Linked DNA regions of Mus musculus: region 1 is linked to region 2. Evidence: chromatin loops called from intact Hi-C (ENCODE). Cell type or tissue: left cerebral cortex. All regions are shown on one strand. Links, peaks and the distances in the headings refer to the core of each region. The heading gives the core; the rest is flanking DNA.

Evidence for each region. Peaks named below come from ENCODE experiments on the same cell type or tissue, not always from the same donor. Only the 100,000 strongest peaks of a DNase experiment are listed, where the experiment ranks them.
Region 1: it touches region 2 in a loop (3-fold over the local background); 18 of 42 quality-filtered maps call a loop at or near these places.

Annotation. Positions count from the first base shown.
Region 1 is chr2:69,042,847-69,050,846 of GRCm38, reverse strand. Cers6 (ceramide synthase 6) reads right to left here. Exons shown (of 10, transcript NM_172856.4): 5 at 3,652-3,702; 6 at 1-67. Among named protein-coding and RNA genes, the nearest start is that of Gm52515, 79 kb to the right of the region's middle. In left cerebral cortex, for the core only: a CTCF peak has its summit at 7,192 (motif pointing right); DNase peaks (open chromatin) are centred at 2,670, 3,399, 7,206, 7,919 and 1 more place; H3K27ac peaks cover 202 bases.
Region 2 is chr2:68,778,457-68,790,661 of GRCm38, reverse strand. No RefSeq gene overlaps it. Among named protein-coding and RNA genes, the nearest start is that of Gm36174, 38 kb to the left of the region's middle. In left cerebral cortex, for the core only: a CTCF peak has its summit at 5,777 (motif pointing left); DNase peaks (open chromatin) are centred at 5,759, 7,761, 8,145, 8,282 and 1 more place; H3K4me3 peaks cover 561 bases; H3K27ac peaks cover 176 bases.

The DNA.
Region 1 (8,000 bases), core at 1-8,000, 260 kb before region 2:
AAACCATTAAAGACCAATAAAATGACAGCTCCAGGATGTAATAGTAGTGAAGGTCAGCTGTGAGTGGCTGAGGAAAAGAAAAAATGGGAAGGTTTACTCAACGGGAAACCCAATCTGTATCCCAAAAGCCAGAGGCTCACACTGACTGGTAAGCCAGGCTTATGCTGAACACATGCAACCCCATGCAGTCCCATTGTTTTCTGATACACAACAGTACTCTGGAGGCTGCCTACAGACCACAGCTCGAGAGCAGTAATTCCATTTCATCTTAAACCCAGAAAGCATTAGCCACCACGGCAGTTTGGGATTCAATTCATTATTGAACGGAACAACAGCTTCTACGGTTCCTTCACATACAGCAGCTACAAGATCCCTCAGGCAACTGGAGACATGTCCTGGAGCACACACAGGACAGCTGTTGTGACAGTTCAAAGCACAGAACTAGTGGGTGGCATGGATGCTTTCCGGAATGGTCAATGAAGCACAAGTTCAAGAGAGTTGTATGTTTAGAAAATGGGCAATAGGATGCTATATTCAAAACAGATGATTCTGAGATATTTATTTAAAGATCAGAGGGACAGGAAGGCTGCCAACATACTTGACTAAGCAGATAGCCAGGATGTCTGAGATAAAGGCCCAGCTCCATAGCTTGGTAGTAAAGTTACTTAAAAAATGGCAGGGGCCAGGGATGGAAGATAATGCCTGTTCTGACTGCCTCAGAGGCTCAGGGAGATAGTAAAGTCAGTGAAGTGTATTTAATTTAATGTTTTCTCAACAACACTTTGATGAGCTACTCTTGGTTATATTTATTGAGCTATAATGAAGTGTCTTGGTTTACTCAAAGAACTAAAACAAAACTCTAAAGCTCTTCAAATACATTTAGACTACTGTTCAGAAGGCAAGACTCCATACTGTAAAGGAAATTAATGTTATACGCACCATCTGCCAATCACAATGCAATGGATAGCTATCACAAGATGGCCCTTACTCACTCAGGACAGGCATCAAGGAAACTATGTCTCTCTCATATTTCTGACGAGGTACTTTAGGCTTAGACGTTAGATCAGCAGTTTTAAACTCTAAGTGACAAGGAAAATTGCTATAGACTGAAAGCTGGTGTCTCTACAAAGCCATGTGGTAAACTGCATAGTCCCTGTGATGGAATGTGCAGATTGGAGGACAGCTGGGCAGGAGGGAGGCCATGAGAGGGGGAACTCTCATGAAGGACCTCACAAGGTCTTCCTGCGGAATCCTGTGGCCCAGTGAAGGAAGCATCAGTGCCCAGTGGTACCTTGAAAGAGATCTACTTCCCACTGACATGTCTCTTTAAGACTGAAAGACATTAGCAAGGTATTTAGGCAAATGCTATCAGCAATGCAGTCTGGGAAAATGGCCCTGGCTGGAGCTGAGGTCAGATTTGGTATTGATGAGATTTTCTGACTTCTGGCATCCTCATCTGGGAATGTGCCTCGGAGGGGGTCACAGGACAAGTCAGATCACGATGGGAAGGGCAGAGTTCCTGCGGGAGCATGGCAGTAATCAGCACTCGCCAGCCGCTCTGCAGTTGGCGAAACACTCCCATGACTCACTCTGAGCATATGAAATCTGTAAAATTACTACTCTCGTTTTTCATCTAGATTATACAGCTGACAGAAAATTGCTATCAATTAACTCAGGTTAAAAGTTTACATCCAGGTCTCAGAGCTATTGAGGCCCTGATCCCTGCATTAGACTTCTCCTGCCTCGTGTACGCATGCCCCTTGTAACGAGCTGTGCAAGAGTCAACTGCATATAAGCCTGTCTTACTTTTATCCTTAAAATACACACCCATATGGAACTCTTACATGTGTAACGAATGGACACTCTCATATAAAAGAGGGAATGTTTAAAATTGAAGTGCACTACTATTTTTTCACCTAGAAATCTATCCGGTTACTTATATAATATATGTGTTAAAGACATAATGAATAATGAATAATTTCATGAGCTTGTTCAATATTTAAAAGTGCACTGAAGGTTTGAGACAGACTCTGGACTATAATCTGCTGTATGTATTTATATACATATGACTTATACAAAGTATTATACTTGCATACATGCTATTTCATTTCCTATGCCCCCTACACAAAGAAAGTCATTAATTTTATTAGCATATGGCTCTTGGCACGGCTAACTACTGTTGCCAGAGATCATGAGTTTCTCTTCACTTTGGGGAGCACTGGGCAGAATTACTCAGTACTGGACTATGATACCTTACGAACACAAGGCCATTCTTAACCGAATCCACACAGATGGGGCATCTTCCTTTCCATCCTAGTGGTGTTTCCACTTTTAAATATAACCTTATCTCCTAGCCCCTCAGACTCTTGTGCTTTCTGTAAAACAGCCCACAGCGACATTCTGGGCTACTGTCCTAGCATTCATCTGAAACCAAGCAACTTCTCAGCTACAGGCAGAATGCAAGAGTTATTTCGGCTACATTTACAGTTAGAAACAAGGTTAAGTGGTACGTTTTATATGACACTGATCACAATGTCTTTCATGTTACAAAATTTACCTTTGAAATGTGGGGCACTGCAGTGGATGGCATGCCAACTTTCCAGTTAAAGTTCCTAGAAGCCTTTTCAAGTAGAAATGTAGATAGGTGTGGATAGTAAAGTCCAGTTGGGCTAAAGACAACCGGTAAGGTAACCGGCTGGTTTCTGTCCTCCATGCCACAGTCTTAGGAATTCTCAGCTTTTTCTAACTGTGTCATGCTGATTATGTAAATTCATTCCCAATCTAAATAAATTAAGGGATTCAAATGCAAAGTAGAGTTCTATTTCAAGTCACCCTTAGCCTAGAAGGAGTACCTAGTGTCAGCCTCCACCCATTGCAGCTATGTGGAGAACAGGGAAGGTATAGAAAGGCCTTATGTGCACAGAAGTCCACATGTACCTGAAGGTGTTCAGTACAATGCCTGGTTCCATTTGCTTCCCTTACAGGACATGTCCCGAGTACCTAGAAAATTCCTGGTCCCACCATTGATATTCCATTACCAATCGATTTAGGGATAGCAAAGACTTGTGCTAATAGTAATGAACTCATAAGAAGATGCGAAAGAATAGCAAGGGCAGAGACGGAAAACACTCCCTTTTCAGGGCTATGACTTAATTTCAAAGATGGTGTCTACTGTTTTCCTCACTGAAACAATTCAGCCATGTGTGATGATGGCATTAGTGTATTTTTTCTGCATTTGGAGAAGTAGTCCGTGGTGATTTACGTCTTTAGAGGCCACTTCTAAGCTACAAAGTCAACAGAACTCAGCGGGCCAGCTCCAGCACCGCACGCACTTGAATGTTCACATCTGCTGTGGGGGTAAGCCTGCACTGCCAGCAGCCTTCAGACTTCCCTCTGTACTGAGAAACAGGAACCAGCCGCATCTTGTTCAACAAAAGAACCTTCCAGGTTTGTTCCATCTGCTAAAGCAACTAGACTTTGGTTATGCGCCTCAGTATGAATGCACAAAGTCCTGTCTTCACTAGGTTATGATAGGCATAACAACCAGGTGCAATATCGACATATAAGTGACTACCTGACCTTCCTGACAACAGGCAGCTGACCAAAGGAATATCCCCTCGTCTGTAAAGCCCAGAAGTCAGGCTTCCTTACCTGGTAAGGGTAGTTATACCAGCAGTGTCTTGTATTCCACAACCAAGGGGTCTGGAAAAAAATAACAAAGAAATAGACTTTACATGCTTTAGAACATTGTTAAAACAGCAGGCATCACACTGTACATCTCTCTTAAACCTGGAGATTTATATATTCCGCTTGTCACACTCAGCTGTATTCCTGCAATGTACCAACCTCAACAGCTGTGCCTCCAAACCAAATCACCCATCTCACTTATGGAAAGACATTGCTAACAACTGGTACAACCTACCCTGGAACCCCCTGGGCCTCAGTATTTACAAAGCCACTCTCTTCATGCCTTGACCAGGGCTCAACTGGCAGGTTTCACTTCAGCAGGATGCTCCTGAGGAATCCCTGTGGTATACCTCCCATCTTTCAACCTGTGGTCCAAGTTTCTAGGACAAATCCTTCCTCACAATGTCAACTATTTGTCTTATATATAAAAAAAATAGTGTTAAAAAAATCTAGGTATTCACACAAATCCCCAAACCCATAATAACTAGAGACGGATTGATTTGAATTGAGACAGAGAGCCGGATCATCCAATGACATCAGAATCAATGTCCTCAAATACATTTCTCATCCATTGTTAGCCATCAATTTGGTAGTACATGTCCCATCCCTATACACTTGGTATACCTAGACTCTTCTGATGACTCATCTCCCTGATCACCACTTCTGGAACGCAGGGATGAAGATGATGAGTTTCTGGCAGCCAATACCTGTTAGGCCTTCCTACGTCTAACACACTGTCGTGGTATTTACATATGTTAACGCACTTAGTCAGTACAACAGCCACTGATATTGTCTTACTTTTTTTTTTTAGTAAGTAACTGCAGGCCCTCAGTCTGGAAAACCTTCCTAGTCACATAGCTCAGTATTGCCTAAACTGCAAACAAATAGACTGTGTAGTCTACAATGGTCACTGTGTCCTGTGCATATATTTGAATGCTGAGTCCCATACGGAGGTAGGTGGGGCTTGGCTGAGTCCCATAAGGAGGTAGGCAGGGCTTGGCTGGAGAAGGTATGTCACTGGAGATTTGAGGTTTCAAAAGCTCACTCTAGGCCCAGTCTAGTCTGTACATCTCTCTTAAACCTGGAGATTTACATATTCTGGTCCCTCCCTCCTATACTCTCTGCCTCCAACTTGTAGACCATGTAGTAAACTCTTAGTTACTGCTCCAGCACCACGCCTGCCTGCCTGCCACCATGCTTCCCTCCACGACTGTCGTGGACTCACCCTCTGAAATGGTAAACAAGCCTCCAATTAAATGCTTTTCTATACATGTAGCCTTTATATCTCTTTGCAACAATGGAAGATGAACTGAGACAGGGTAGAAATGAAGATCAAATGAGACGGACTATATAAAAATAGAACGGAAGCTTCAAAAGCTTAGTGAGTTGTTACGTTTTTATACCACACAGACAATACATGTTCACTGAAGAAGGCCCAAAACACAGAGAAAAGAATGGAAATAAAAACAACTTAAATTCTCATCAGCATTAACGTTTTTAAGTTATAGCATGTTTTTGTTTTTTCCCTATGTGATAGAGATATAAATAATAGATTTATTTTTAAATGTACATACATAAGCATGTTTTAAAAATGTGGGCATAGCATAAAATCTATTTTGAAGGTCAGTACAATGTTGTTTATTGCTTTTACCTCTGATAAAGTTATTTATACAATTTGCTGAAAATTCCCAGGGGAACTTTATGTCCTGCACACACTTCCCTCAGCCTCAGCACCTCTGCTCAAGTAGACAGGTCAGCAGGTCCCGAGTGCAAATGACAGGCGCGTGTGAGACCTCGAGCAGGCCTGGAAGAGCTTTCTGGAAATATCAGCCTCAAGCCCCCAGGGCACAGTGTATCTACCCTTCATGACACAGCATAGATCTCTTTAACTATGGTCATCCTTTCGTGTGCACGCAGGACACCCGACACAGGAAAACCCAGCACCCAGGGCTTCTCTTCCTCTCTCAGCTTCTCAACATATGTTTTATTCTAAAACGGAAGCCCCTCCCTGTGTGGATGTTCAGCTCCTAGACCCATGGCTTCAGTGGTCCTGCCATCTGGCTGCCCTTTGCAGAGGACACAGGTCTATCTCACACTGATCTGACATTAATGGTTTTGGAGAGAGGGAGAATCAGTCCCTTCCAGGGACAAGTTCTGCTCTTAAGGGATCATCTCTAAACACCTACAGATAAGAATTACACTAAGGGGCCTCATCAAATTGTCTTCATCAACCAACAAATAAGCATATATATGTCTGTTGCAATGATAATTAAGGAATGAGCAGCCATGAGGATGACAGAGGGAATGGGAAGAGTTAGAGGAAGGAAATGGAGAGAAAATGAATGACATAGAATACTCATGTAATAAAAATTTAAAAACACATAAAGTAAGGAATAAGACTGTGGGAAACAACTAGGGGGAGTTTGGGGGGAGGTAGTGACTGTTAGCATTTTGTCTAGGCTCTACGTCACAGTTACCTGGCAACAGCCAGGTGTGCCTGACTCACTATAAGAGGGGCTGCTTGCCCCTCCTCTCTTGCCTTCTTGCTCTCCCTCTGTCCTCTCTCCCATTCCTCTCCCCGCCCCCTCTCCATGTGCTCATGGCCAGCCTCTACTCCCTCTCTCCGCCTTTCTCTGTCTGTACTACCCACCCTGTGCCTTGAATAAACTCTATTCTATGCTATACCCTCTTGTGGCTGGTCCCTCAGGGGGAAGGGATACCTCAGTTTGGGCCTGCAGAGGCACCCCCTTCCCCCAAACCTGACTACACATCCACAAAACATATTTCTTCTCTCCTTATCTTTTTATAAAACATAACAGTGACAGATATGATCAAAATACACTATATTAATATATGATATTTTCAAAGAATAAATAAAATATTATTTTTAATAGGTCAAAAATCTGAGAAGTTCAGTAAGTCTCAATTTTTACTGTTTTGGAAGCTCGGGAGCAGCCTCTTCCTGCTTCACACCTGACTGTGTAAATAACGCTACTAAGCTCGGGACAGACTTAAGGTAACTTGAACACATTATCTCATTTAATCCATGTACAACTTGTCAGTAATCAATGTAATACAGCTAGCAGGTGCCTGCCTTAAAAGATTTGCAAAGGACCTGGCAAGCTCATCAAATTGCTAAAACACAGATTGTGACTCAGTACGTCTGACTGGGGGTGGAAGGGAACTCTGCATTTCTGAGGCTCCCAAGTGAACATCGCACCATTAGACCATGACCCATACTTAGTGGTAACGTAGTATAGGCTGTAAAATGGCTGATTCTAAACAACTCATTATTACTTTACAGTTCAGCACAGATGAGCTGAAATGGCTCTAATAACCATTTGCAGCAGGGACTCTTTGCTGGAGGCAGTGGCTCTCACCCAACCTCTTTTAAAATAGCCCCTGTATAGCTAGCCTCCAGCAGTAGGGCTGTGAGCAGAGTGAGTTACTTTGGGATGCTTCTCCTAACAGTGACTGGGAAGCAAGTCTGTCACACTCCTTCATGGCCACTGGAGGGAGACAATGAGTGCCACCTTTGGCTTTGAGATGGGTGTCCTGTTAAGACTGGCTTACTTTCAGATTGTCTGTATAAGACAACTCCTATCATGTCCATCCTATCTGAGCTACTGTGATACACATACACACCCCCAAACGCATGAAAGTGTCATTCCAGAGCCTACTTTGGTGGGGTACAGTAATGAACCCAGAGGTACCTAGCTAGTCAGTAGAGTGAGCTGCAAGAGCTACCCAGGCTCTTGCACTGTCCTCCCCCCCCCAGGTCCTCTCCCCCCACCCCCAGGTATAAAGAATGAGCAATTATAGCACTGGGCAGACATGCAGAATGTATTCCACGTTTTTGTGTATGTGGTTATTACCTAATAACTCTGAGTGCTATTACACTGAAAAGACCTCTCAAATGCTGTTTAATCTACAGAAATTCCCCAGGCCTTTTACACGGAGGGCCCCATGTTCTCACTCACCAGTGAGATACTTGGCCTTACTGTGTCACCCCATGTTCGTATTGGTCAACAGCTAGTGAATTAACACTATTCTTTTTAATTTCTAAACGTTTACCACGGAGTGATTTGTGTTATCCTGAGCTGATATGCTGATAATTTAAGACCCAACGTCACTGCATCAGAGGCAGATCCTTTCTATAGCTTCCTTCCTCTCCACGCACATGCTCAGAACAGAGAGCATGTGGAGAATTCAGTAAAAGGTGGCCATCTGCAGATGGTCTGCTGAGGGAAGTGGGCCCTCACCAGACAGTACTGCCTGCCAGACATTCATTAGGAGCTTGCTGCCTCCAGGGC
Region 2 (12,205 bases), core at 1,976-9,975:
TATCAGCTTGCAATCCCACCAGCAATGGAGGAATATTCCTCTTTCTCCATATCTTCTCTAGCATCTGCTATCATCTGAATTTTTGATCTTAGCCATTCTGACTACTATAAGGTGGAATCTCAGGGTTGTTTTGATTTGCATTTTCCTAATGACTAAAGATGTTAAACATTTCTTTAAGTGCTTCTCAGCCAATTGAGATTCCTTAGTTGAGAATTCTATGTTTAGCCCTGTACCCCATTTTAAAAACAGAGTTATTTGATTCTCTGGAGTTCTTCTTGAGTTCTTTGTATATATTGGATATTAGCCGTCTATCAAATGTAAGATTGGTAAAGATCTTTTTCCAATCTGTGGATTGCCATTTTGTCCTATTGACAGAGAGGTCAAGGTCTGGCTGGAGAGTTGGCTCACTGACTAAGAGCACTGACTGCTCTTCCAGAGGTTCTGAGTTCAATTCCCAGGACCCACATGGTGGCTCACAAACATCTGTAATGGGAACCGATGCCTTCTTCTGGTGTGTCTGAAGACAGCTACAGTGTACTCATAAATAAAATTAGTAAATCTTTCAAAAAAAATAAAAAGGAATTCAAGGTCCATACTTAAATATAATAAGAGCAAACCAGTAGCCAACATCAAACTAAATGGAGAGAAACTTGAAGTTATCCCACTAAAATCAGGGACAAGGCAAGGCTGCCCAGTCTCCCCCATCTATTCAATATAGTACTTGAAGTCCTAACCAGAGCAATTAGGCAACAAAAAGAGATGAAAGGGATATAAATTAGAAAGGAGGAAGTCAAGATATCACTACTTATGAATGATATGATAGTATACATAAGTGACCCCCCCCAAAAAAAATCCAGGAGAGAACTCCTACAGCTGATAAACAACTTCAGCAAAGTGATTGGATACAAAATTAATTCAAATATTTTTGATGTGAGTCACCTATAAGACACATTGTTTGCAAATATGTTCTGGAAGCCCATCCTGAAACCACACAAGTTTACCTTATGTTTTCTTTTTTAATAAATTATTTTATTTAGTTTCCAAATGTTGCTCCCCCTCCTGGTCCTCCCTCCCAGAGTTCTTTACCCTCCCCCTTCCTTTTGCCTCTGAGATGGTGCTCTCCCCACTCCTCTACCCCCCCACCCCCCATCCCCTACCCCTCGTCCCTCACCCCATCTAACTCTTTCAGCATCCTTCTTCCCTGGGGCATCAAGTCTCTACAGAATTAGGTACATCCTCTTCCACTGAGGCCATACAAGGCAATCTTCTGCTACATATGTGGTGGTGGAGGGTGGGGCGGGGGCTCAGACCAGCTCATGTATGCTCTTTGTTTGGTGATTTAGTTTCTGGGAGTTCTGAGGGGTCTGAGAAGGTCATCCAGTGACCAGCCCAACTTGGGATCCATCCCATGCATGGGTGAACACCAAACCCTGACACTATTATTGATGCCATGTTGTGCTTGCAGACAGGAGCCTAGCATGGCTGTCCCCTGAGAGGCAGTACCAGCAGCTGACTGAGACAGATGCAGATACTTAGAGCCAACTATTGTACTGAGGTCAGGGACCCCTATGGAAGAGTTATGAGAAGGATTGAAGGAGGTGAAGGGGATGGCAACCCCATAGGAAGAACAACCATATCTACATTGTCTTTTAAAAACTCTCACACATACATCATATTATCCAGTCTGCACTGAGATTTTGCATATGGAATGCAGCGTGGATCAAAGTTCACTTAGTCAGTTTTCCAGAACTAGTTGTTGAGTTCTGATGTCTCCAAGTAATGGCCCTTTTCTTTTGCCAAGAGCAAGTGATCCATCTAAGCTGTAGGCTATTTTGGGACTCTTCATTCCTTCCCACTGCCTGGGTTGCCTTTGTCTTGACTCTGGTACTATGCTCTCTGACTCTCCTGCTTTATCAACTAGAAAATCAGGTTTGTTGACTCTGCAGAACCTCTCTTCTCACAACTCCTCATCTGCATTTAAGATTCATCTCAGCAATGCCTTAAACAAACAAACAAACAAACAAACAAACAAACCAACCAACCTATGGACATTTTGATGCTAGCATTTAAGTCATAGATCAGTCCATTTTTATTTTTATTTTTTTTAACTTATCAAAATAAACTCTTCACATTCATGGTAATGGCTCATCTGGACTTAGGTTTTCATCAATCTCCTTTGGAAATGAATGCTTTATAACTTTCAACATAGACGGTTTACATTTCTTTTGTCAACCTTGTATCCACATTACCCTAAAGGTCCTCTTGGTTTTCTTGCCCATCTCTGATGACTTATTGCCAGGCTATAGGAATACAATTGAGTTTTAAATGTCAGGGACCTTGCAACTTTCCAGCAATTTCTTCTTTATACTGCTTTTTAAGATTCTTTCAGATTTCTTATGTGTGCTGGGAGACCATCTGGAACTAGAGAATTTACATTTTCCTTTCTAATAGGAGACTATGTTCCTCTTTTCTCTTTCCAAAAACTGAGTATGTGTATGTTCGTGCTGCCCATATACATATGGAGGCCACAAGACAACCTTGGGTGCTATTCCTCAGGAGTCAGCGACTTCATTTTTGGAGGCAGGTTTTCTTACTGGCCTAGAACTCAACAGTCAGGCTAGGCTGCCTTGCCAGTGAGTGTCCACCATGCTCCTGTCCCCACTTCCCCTGCCCCAGGATTATAAGCATCTGCTGCCATATCTGGCTTTTTTTTTTTTTTTAAACATGGCTTGTAGTGGTTGAACTAATGTCCTAATATTTGCAAGTCAAGCATTTTTTTCTGAGTCACTTCTCCAGGCTGCCTTTTTCTCTTTATCTCTCACTTTCCTTCTCCACTTCTCTTTCTCTTTTTCTTTTCTCTTCCCCTTCTTTCAGACCCCCTTCCTCCCTCCCCTAACTTTCTTTTTCAGTTTTGTTCTGCCATGCCCTCACACTGACATGATCCCTGTCTCCCCACAGATCCACGGCAGTGGAGCTGGTCAAACACAGGCTGAACCTATAGATCCATGAGCCAGGACAAACCTCTCCTTTCAACTGTTTCTCTTCTATGTAGATACACATGAGATACCACAAGCAAAATCTAACAAAGGGTGCAAGCCCCAGTTTGTCTCTTTGGCAACTGATATGTTCATGATATTCTTGTGAGTAAAGCCAGTGATTCCTGAGCAACCAGTTGTGGTTTTGATCTCATGCCAAGGCATCATATCTAATCAGAGAGTCATGAGACTCTCCATTGGCCTCTAATATATATTTAGCAAGAGCAGAGTCACTGTATTAGAGACCTATAGCCTCACTCCAGGGAATGTCACAGACTGCTATTGCCAGGAGTGTGCCAGAGACCTGAGAGTGAGGTCAAGTTATGCATAAGAATTGCCATTGCAGAATATGGCCTGAAGCCAAAGTCAAATCCTGTCTCGACCACTTTGTGTGTCCTTGAACGAATTGCAGTGAGGACATTGATCTTGGATTTCAGAGAGCTCTTGTGACAAAACGTATGTGGAAGAAAAACCCTCTGAACTGTGACATGTTGCAGAGCTTCGAAGGCTCTTGTGAGCCTCACGACCAGTGTGTGCAGAAGTGGGTGGGGATGATATTGTGACTGTACCTCTTTTCTAAGTGTTGTAGTCTGAGGGCGCCGACAGCTTCGGGCTTTTGAGGGTATATTCTCACCCTCTAAAGAAGATGAATCAGGGACTCTCTAACCAGGGGAACCCCCTTGCCCATATGGTGTAGTCATGTGTACGTATGTACATGTATGTGAGGGTACATGTACAAGCCAGAGATCAGTGTGTAACATGTTTCTGTATCATACTCCACTTTATTTTTTGATTAGGGATAGAGTCCCTCGTTGAGCCTGGATCTCTCGAATTAGCTGGCGGTGAGCTCCGAGGACCCTCCTATCATGGCCTCCCAGCACTAGGATTGCAGGAGCAAACCTCTGTGTCCAGATTTTTCTGTGCATCCTGGGGATTTGAACTCAGGTCCTCACACCTATGCAGCAAGCACTTCAGTGAATGAGCTGCTAACGAGGCAAGGCTCACTCTCCGTGTAGCTCCAACTCTTTTTTTTTTTTTTGAGACAGGGTTTCTCTGTGTAGCCCTGGCTGTCTTGGAACTCACTTTGTAGACCAGGCTGGCCTCCAACTCAGAAATCCGCCTGCCTCTGCCTCTCAAGTGCTGGGATTAAAGGTGTGTGCCACCACCGCCTAGCTAGCTCCAACTCTATGTGGTGAGCATTTGGTTATTTTTCCTTATGACCCCACGACTTCATCCGAAGTGAAGACCTTTTGAGGACAGTCACATATGCCCGAATTCTTCCAGCCCTCGGTTGGAAATGAGAATCTCCTTGATAGGAGGACTGTGTATTTCCCTCATGCCCAGCCTGCTTGTCTCCATCCTACCTCTCCAGTGGAAACTGTTTCCTGTTCATAGCAGCATCTGTGACGCAGAGCATATTTCTGCCTCTCAGAGTCTCCCATGTTCCCTTGAAATGTGAACATAAACTTTACATGTTTCATCATTTAATTTTTTAGACTAACATTTACCTGCGAGGATATGATAAATCAGGCCTCTCCCCCAAAACCTTCTAACTTGCAGTGGTCAGTAAATAGGTGCCCTTTCCAGTAGGGCTGGATGTTGGAATAAAGTCAGCAAATCCCCTGGTGCCAAAAATGCCTTAGCAAGGACAACTCAGAACATCAAGAGCATATGTAGATGTGGTAGTCACTCAGGGTGAGGGTTTCCAGGCTTGGTAATCAGAGGCTTGTGGTACTGTGCTCAGGCCAAGGCAGAGTGAGGGTTAGGGTCAGCACACTAAGTATCACAACTGCTACCTTGTGTAGAAAGCCAGTCCCTGAAGCACTCTGCTCTGGGGGGAAGGACACATCAGAGGAAATGGTGCCAGGGGCTCAGGGAGGCTTAAATGAGGACTTTTTGTGTCGTTTGTAGGCTCTGGAGCATAAGTGCCCTTAAAAAAATCAAGCCCCCAGTCAGCACACCAGTCCCCACGTTGGCCATTTTTCTCTGTACTTGCTCAAATGTATCAGTGTCCCATGGAAAACGTGCCCTCTCCCTACAGTTCAAACCTTACAGTAATGCTCCAGAGACTGCCTGTCATGTGGGAAAGAGGGTAGGGCCATTATGAAAAGGGTAATAATAAGCAATGTAGGCTCATATCCCTGTGATAAGGGATGGGTGTGATATCACTGGGATAAGACATTTATTATGATAATCACACTGCAAGTGTTTTACTTGCTAGAAGGTGGGCAGTTCCGTAGAGATGGCACTTCATTCTCAGGAGACCCAAGGAAGGTTCTCTTGTCATCCCTGCTTTCACGGGTGAGGACAACAGGGTCTTAGTGTTAGAGAGCCACACAGCAGATCAAGTCCCCACCCAAAGTATCAGGCCTGCTCACCTGTGCTTTCAGTTCTCTGAGTACCAACACTGTCCTTTTCAGGACACACAAAAACTTGGGTGCCAGTTAGTAATGTCACACTCTCAAGTGTGCTGTTGACTAGATAAATAAATAAATAAATAAATAATATCCTTAAGAAGAGGCCAGAAGTTCAGAAGGAAAGACAAATATTGGGGTGCTCCTGCACAAATAGCCACTGTAGGTACACAGCCAATAATTCATCTAAGTCTTGAAAACAGGTTTTTTACTTTTTATGGCATGTAGTCTTGCCAGAACCAGCCAGCTCAGGCTGGCCTCCCTTCTTTCTCTAGAGGAGGTGCTGTGGAATCGGCATTTGCTTGGGAGGCCTGCCCTCTGCTGGGATCACGAAATATTACAGACCAGTATCCAGCGTTTGCCTAACCTGGGTCTCAGGCATGGCTGTAGATACTGTTAAGTTTTAGGGTAGACAAAACTTTTTGATTTTCCCCATGTTTTTGGATTTTTCTTGTATAAGTTTTTAATGTTAATTTTATATATTTTTGATCATGTCTATTCCCAAAGCCTTACAAAAATAGGAAAACAAAACATAAAAAAAAAGAAAGAAAGAAAGTTAGAGAGCCCAAAGGGTTGGCAGCAATAATGGTAAATACTGTGTCTTTGGTGACATGGGGCAACATATCAAAAATCTCAGAGAGATTGGGTGATCCTTTCTCACAACCTCAGCCCCATGAGCTTTCCCTGAAATGCTTTGCTTATCAAATCAGCCATATTGATTGGACCATAAGGCATATTAGTTAGGTAATTTCGATAACAAACGTGACCTCTTCAGCTCCTGATGGATATTTGAATGGAAGTCACATAAACACAGGACTCAGGCAGGAAGGCCATCTTGCCATGTGTGTGGGGAGAAAGGAGAAGACAAACAGGAGAAGAAGAGGGGAAAATAGGGTTTGCATAGATAGACAAGAGTCAAATTTCTTGTCCTCTGATTTAGTTTATAAAATGGATTTCCATGTTAAAGTGTATATATAACTTGTTCAAGGCACATGAACAAGGACATGGAAAAATGAACCAGGTCTAGTTTAAAAGGGAAAAAGTCCTAGTTAATATAGTACACTGAATGGGGTGCAGAATTTTTATTGTAGGCTACCACAATTAGGTTCAAATAAGGAACAATAAGTGAAAATAACTAAATGTATTTTGGAAACAAAGCCAAGAAAGCAACTCCAGCGTAAACCATGAGGAGGACACATTTTAGACCTTACCAAGTGATAATGGAGTTCATCTCAAGGAGCCTGGGTTTAAAGGCATCAAGTGCGCTTCACTTCTCCAGCACCTTCCTTGTTCGTCCACATTCCCCGGCCCTGCTTCCTCCCTGTCTGCATCTCCAGAGAGGAGGAACACAAAGATGGCGGTGAGAGCAGGTGTCTCCTTGAGAAACTCTTCCTTAGTTTAGGTCTGGGGAAACACAGAACACTGAGCATCTGAAACTGAAGCTCCCAGAACATTCTCCGTGTGGCCCACGGTATCTCACGTGTGAGCATCTGTATGGGAGGCTGGGGATGAGACAGGTCCTCACCTCAATGTGAGGCTGCCTGACTTTGCTCTGTGCAGATCCCTCTGTGGGCAGCTAGAGTAGGCAGTGCCCATGTGGACTTCAGTTACTGGAGTTGCTGGAGTCTACCATCAACTCACTGCTCTTTACACTGAGGAAAGACCATCAAGGAACACTCTGAGCAGTTAACAAATATCTGAGATTCCAGTCTAGAGTGACTTAAGGTAGCCAGGACTGGAAGCAAGAAAAATGGAAAGACTGGAAATACTCTTTCTTCCACAAACTTTGACCATAATTTTGAGACCAGGGCCAGTGCACCTCATAAGATGGACTTGTATCTTTGAAAATGGCATCCCTCTATCCCCTAATCAACTGTGGTTCCAGCATAGGAACAATACCACATCATGGAAAGGGCCTTTCAGCATTTATCACTATTTGCCACTGGAGAAAATAATGACAAACTGGCGTGTCTTTCTCCGGATGCTAATGGTCAGACATTTGCCATTAACTAGGGTAAGGACTGAAGGGAACCTGAAAATGGGGGCTGTTCCTACCCTGAAGCAGCACAATAATTTCCGGGCATTCTGTAGAACTCTGGGTTAAAATTTAATACTAAACAGTCTACGAGAATAAAGGATGGGGGTAGAATAGGAGGAAAATTGCAGGAGATAGGGAGCTGTTGTCTCAGAGCTGCCTTGTGCACATGAGGGCTGTTTTTAAACAATGAATCATTTTCCCACTCTCCTCAGCAGCTCCTTCCTGTAACCCTCAGCCTGCTGCGTCTCACTGAGAAAGGAGAAAAGGAAGGATGCAATTTATTCAGATTCCTGCAAGTGGCTAGCGCTCATTTGGACATCTCATCTGTACGTGTGCAACGGGCCATGCGAGGAAGAAGTACTAAAATAGACATCGAACTGCCAGGAGTGGAAGCAAAAACGCTGCCAAGACAGATAAGAGCAGGGCTTCGGAGATAAACCAAAGCATCAACTTCAGCATGGCCAGGAGGACAACAACATCCACAAATGCCTAACAGAAGTAGACTCGATGTAGGAAGTATGAATCAGGGACTGGGAGATCGACAGAAAGTGTCTCCAGAGCCCCCATTTCCTGATCAGAGGCACCCTTAGTCTCAAGTTACAAGACTGTTTCCTCCCAGCCCCAGACACTTCGGTGTCACTTCCGGTGGTGAATAATTACAAAGGCCAGGGAATAAAGTATAAAGGGGCATTAGAATGGAACAGAGTGACAAGTTCATATATTTGTGTCATACTGTTGCGCCTACCTCACACTCAGAAGTTTCCTGGGAGGACGTCAGTTTGTGATCTAGAGATCAACCTTTACACAGTTAACCCACAGCTGGACTACATTTCCCAGATATCCCTGGGTCAGGCCCAATCGTCCAAGAGAGATCTGCCTGATGAAATACAGGTGGAAGTGTTAGATTTACTTCCAGATATGGTCAGACCAGACCCCCTCTGCCTCCCAGACTCATCATCCTTCATGATTTTCCCACGGATACGGTGATGGCACAAGATGGAGGACACATGGGCCATAAGAGCTACTAGTCAATCAGGAACAAGAATTTTGAAACTTGGGGTGATGTTTCAATTCTCTGTTCCTGCAGAATGATTCCAAACAGCGAGCCAAAACAATTTGTTTTCATCTCTATTGGTACTATAGGCTGGCTCAGATGGATCTAACTTGGGCTGCTTCATATAGACTTGCAGTTAGTTGTGAGCATATCTCTTTCAATTCTTAACTTGATTCACTGCCCCGGCCCTCTGACAGCTCCTGAGAAACACTTTTAGAAGTCATAGGCCTGGAGAAGATGGCTTAATCGGCAAAGTGTTCCCTGAAGAAGCTGGCGGACCGGAGTTTGATTCTTCAGCTCACGTGCACACTCTTGTATCTCAGCATTTGCTATATGGAGATAGTAGGACCACTGGTTCTGCCAGGCAGACTTAAAGAGAGTAGTGAGGTCCTAACACAGTGGCAAACATCTGAGTAACATCTGCGGTCATCCCCTGTCCTCGAAGGCACATACAAACATTCAAAGAATTCATGTTCAAGGCCCTCCCAGTCCGTAGATAAGCAAATTTATGTGGATTAGAAGAGCGCCTAGAGACATACATTTTACACAGCGCTGTTTGCCGAGCTTAATTCTCTTCTCAGTCCTTTGAATTTTCTACCTCCCTGGCTACACACAGGGGGAGTCAGCCTCTTTGCAAACCTGACTGGTCAAGTCAGAATGATGGCACTCCCGGAAGCCACAGTCATGTTGCTCCTCTTTTTGATGACATTCTCCAGGGTGACCCTGAAGAATTCTCTTTGACACTCTGCCACATACTAAGGTTCTGGTGCACTGAGCTAGAGTCCTTAGCCTGAATCTTCGGCAGTGATAAACTTCTTGTTCACTTGCTCGATCTTCTTTACACAGAGGCTGAGCATCCACTTTGATCTTTCTGCCTTATTGCCTGGAATCCAGCTTGTCTTGCTGTGTCTGCTCATGGGCACGAGACTTGAGTTTCATGTCCTTTCTGCTGGAAGCTTCCGTATAAGGCAGACTTAAAAATTGATTTCCAAATACATTATGTCACTGGATTTTTTCTTCTTGAAATATTAATATCTCCATGTTGTTACATGTCATTATGCATATACTATTGTTTCCCCTTCATTAATTCAGTCTTTCTTTAGCCTCTAGTGACTTCTTGAAAGGGGTTGTTTTGGGTATAGACTATTCTTTGCTGGGAAGTAAAGTCTCTTAGTCCTTGGTCCCTCTTTGTCCAACCCTGTGTTTCACCACATACTCACAGGAACTGCTACTTTAGGGGTCATTGGGAACTTAAGGAGGCTCCGAGTCTGTTCAACAGCCCCATCCAGAGCTGATAAAAGTGAGCTGCTGCCTTTGCTGAGAAGAGCATTGATTCTAGCCCTGAAGACTACGAGAGAGCAAGTGCAGCCATGCAGACCACCCTGGTGCCGGGTCATATTCAACCATGAGGAGACGGAGTAACTGATAAACCCACACCTGTTTCAAACCCAGAACCCCAATACTGGAATTCACCACCACATTTTGCTGCTTTAGTTTTGGCGAACTCTTCCTCGGGAGATCGGCTCCCTTGCCTTCAGTTCTTAGCTCATGACTTTCTGTGCCTCTTCTGGGCTTTCTGTTACAGTGGTTCAGCTTCTTGTCGGGCTATATTCTTCCTAAACTGCCTGTGCTTCATTTTTTATCCTCCTTATAGAAATTGAAAGCAAACAAACAGCAGAATGGACTTGTCTCACACTCTCTAGAGTGGAACAGAACCTGAGGGATGAGAAGGATCCTGTTCAAGGTCTGGCTTTGCTCTTACCTGGCTCTCTTAGCAGGCTTTATTTTCTAGGCTTTATTCCCTTCATTTGCAAAACTGGAGTTGGTATAAACAACAGAACTGACAGCATCAGACCAGTGGTGGATACACAGCAGCTTTCTTCTAGGTAGTCATAGCAGTCCTACCTTCTTTGGGGCTCTTGGGAAAGCAGTTTCCATACCTGGACCACACTGCCATCCTCTTTCCTTACCCTAGCCAAAGTGCTTTCTTCTGTATCTGTTCAGGTGCCATTCTCTCAATGACTAGGTCAAATGTGCATTTCATATAATGATATATAAATATACCAATTCTTTACTGTAAGGCCACCAATCACAGTTTTAAGATTATATTGTTCTGTGTGATTACTTAATTAGACCAGCAATAGAACATGTGCCTTGTGAGGACATACATATCTTTTTTTTCTCTCACCAATGCCCCTTCAACACCTATACTCAACATATATTTGTGGAATAATGAAGGGATGAAAATAAATGGATGATAACGGAGAAGATGGATATGGTGCAGAACAATCACTGTGCACTCTGTTGTTATGAAAACTATATACTCCTCCAAAGCAGAATTTATAATGCAAATGAGTCTATATCAGAAGGACAAAAAAATGCAATGTTTACTCTTAACACGCATATCTGGGCAGCTCAACACTGTGCCCCAAAGGGTGTAGCCAGAGAACAAAACAAAACAAAACATAGAGAAGATTAAGAGCTCTATGGTACTGGTACTGGAATGTCAATCCTCAAGATTCTTATCAGTGCTTAAATCCCTGGAGACATAGAGGGAAAGGGAAGGTACAGATTAAAGATAGCCTCAAACTGTTTGACACTGTTCTGATTAAGAAGTTGAGACTAGATCTATTATTGTTGAATTTGGGCAGATTTATGACCACTTAATTAGAATCTTCCTGAAGGGAAGATGTACTAGCTTCAGAATCCATGACTTACAAGGCTAGGAGCATCTGCCTCTTAGACTATTTCCTCCTAAGAAGCCTGGAATGCACCTGACCAAAGATGTGCATGCTTGAGAAACCCAAGCCACACTAAAGGAAGAGCTTAAGAGAGGGAACAAGGCAACAGGGAGCAAGGGAAGGAGATAGAGAGGTGGGGCTCTGAGATATCAGACCTGTGAGTGAAGAAACTATGATAGTGTCAAGCCATTGAGTATTAGGGAAGCTGGTAGTGCAACCAAAGAAAATGGAGATGGGTTGGCTGACAGAGGTCAACAGGAATCCAAGCTTTACCAAAACAAGCAACGCTCAGGAATTACTAGAGATTTTAAAAGGAGACTGACTATTTAGGTTATTCATGGGACTAAGACCTAAAATGGGCAGGAGGATAATTCAAAATTCCATGGCATGGCATTCCTGGATACAGTTATCACAGGTCCAACACAAGATGGGTCTGTGACACCTGCCACATTTCCTGTCTGTGTATATGAATGATTGATGAAATGCTGGGCTGAGCAAATCAAGATGGCCACTTGGAGGATGAGGCGTGGAGGAAGGGAGGCAGCCAGGGCCAAATGAATATACTTTTCAAAGATACTCTCCTAGTGACCCACTTCTTTTGACTCTGCTCTACTTAAAGCTTATATCACCTCCTGATATCCCTCAAGCCTTTATTACATGGCATTGCAGGAACATTTTGGATCCTACCTATAAGAGAGAAAGTATGACATGTGACCTTGAAAAAGCTTAGAAGTCTTAATAAGTTCATTAAATTAGTCTCTTTGTCAGACTTGGTATGTTTACATGTTACCATGGTTACCAATACCTTTTTAACATTACTATTAAAAATGTAAGTTCACGAAATACAGCTGTTCATCCCCCTTCTTTCCCTCCTTCCCTTCACAGTGTGTGTCTGTATACACTGAAGATTCATGTGATTTTTG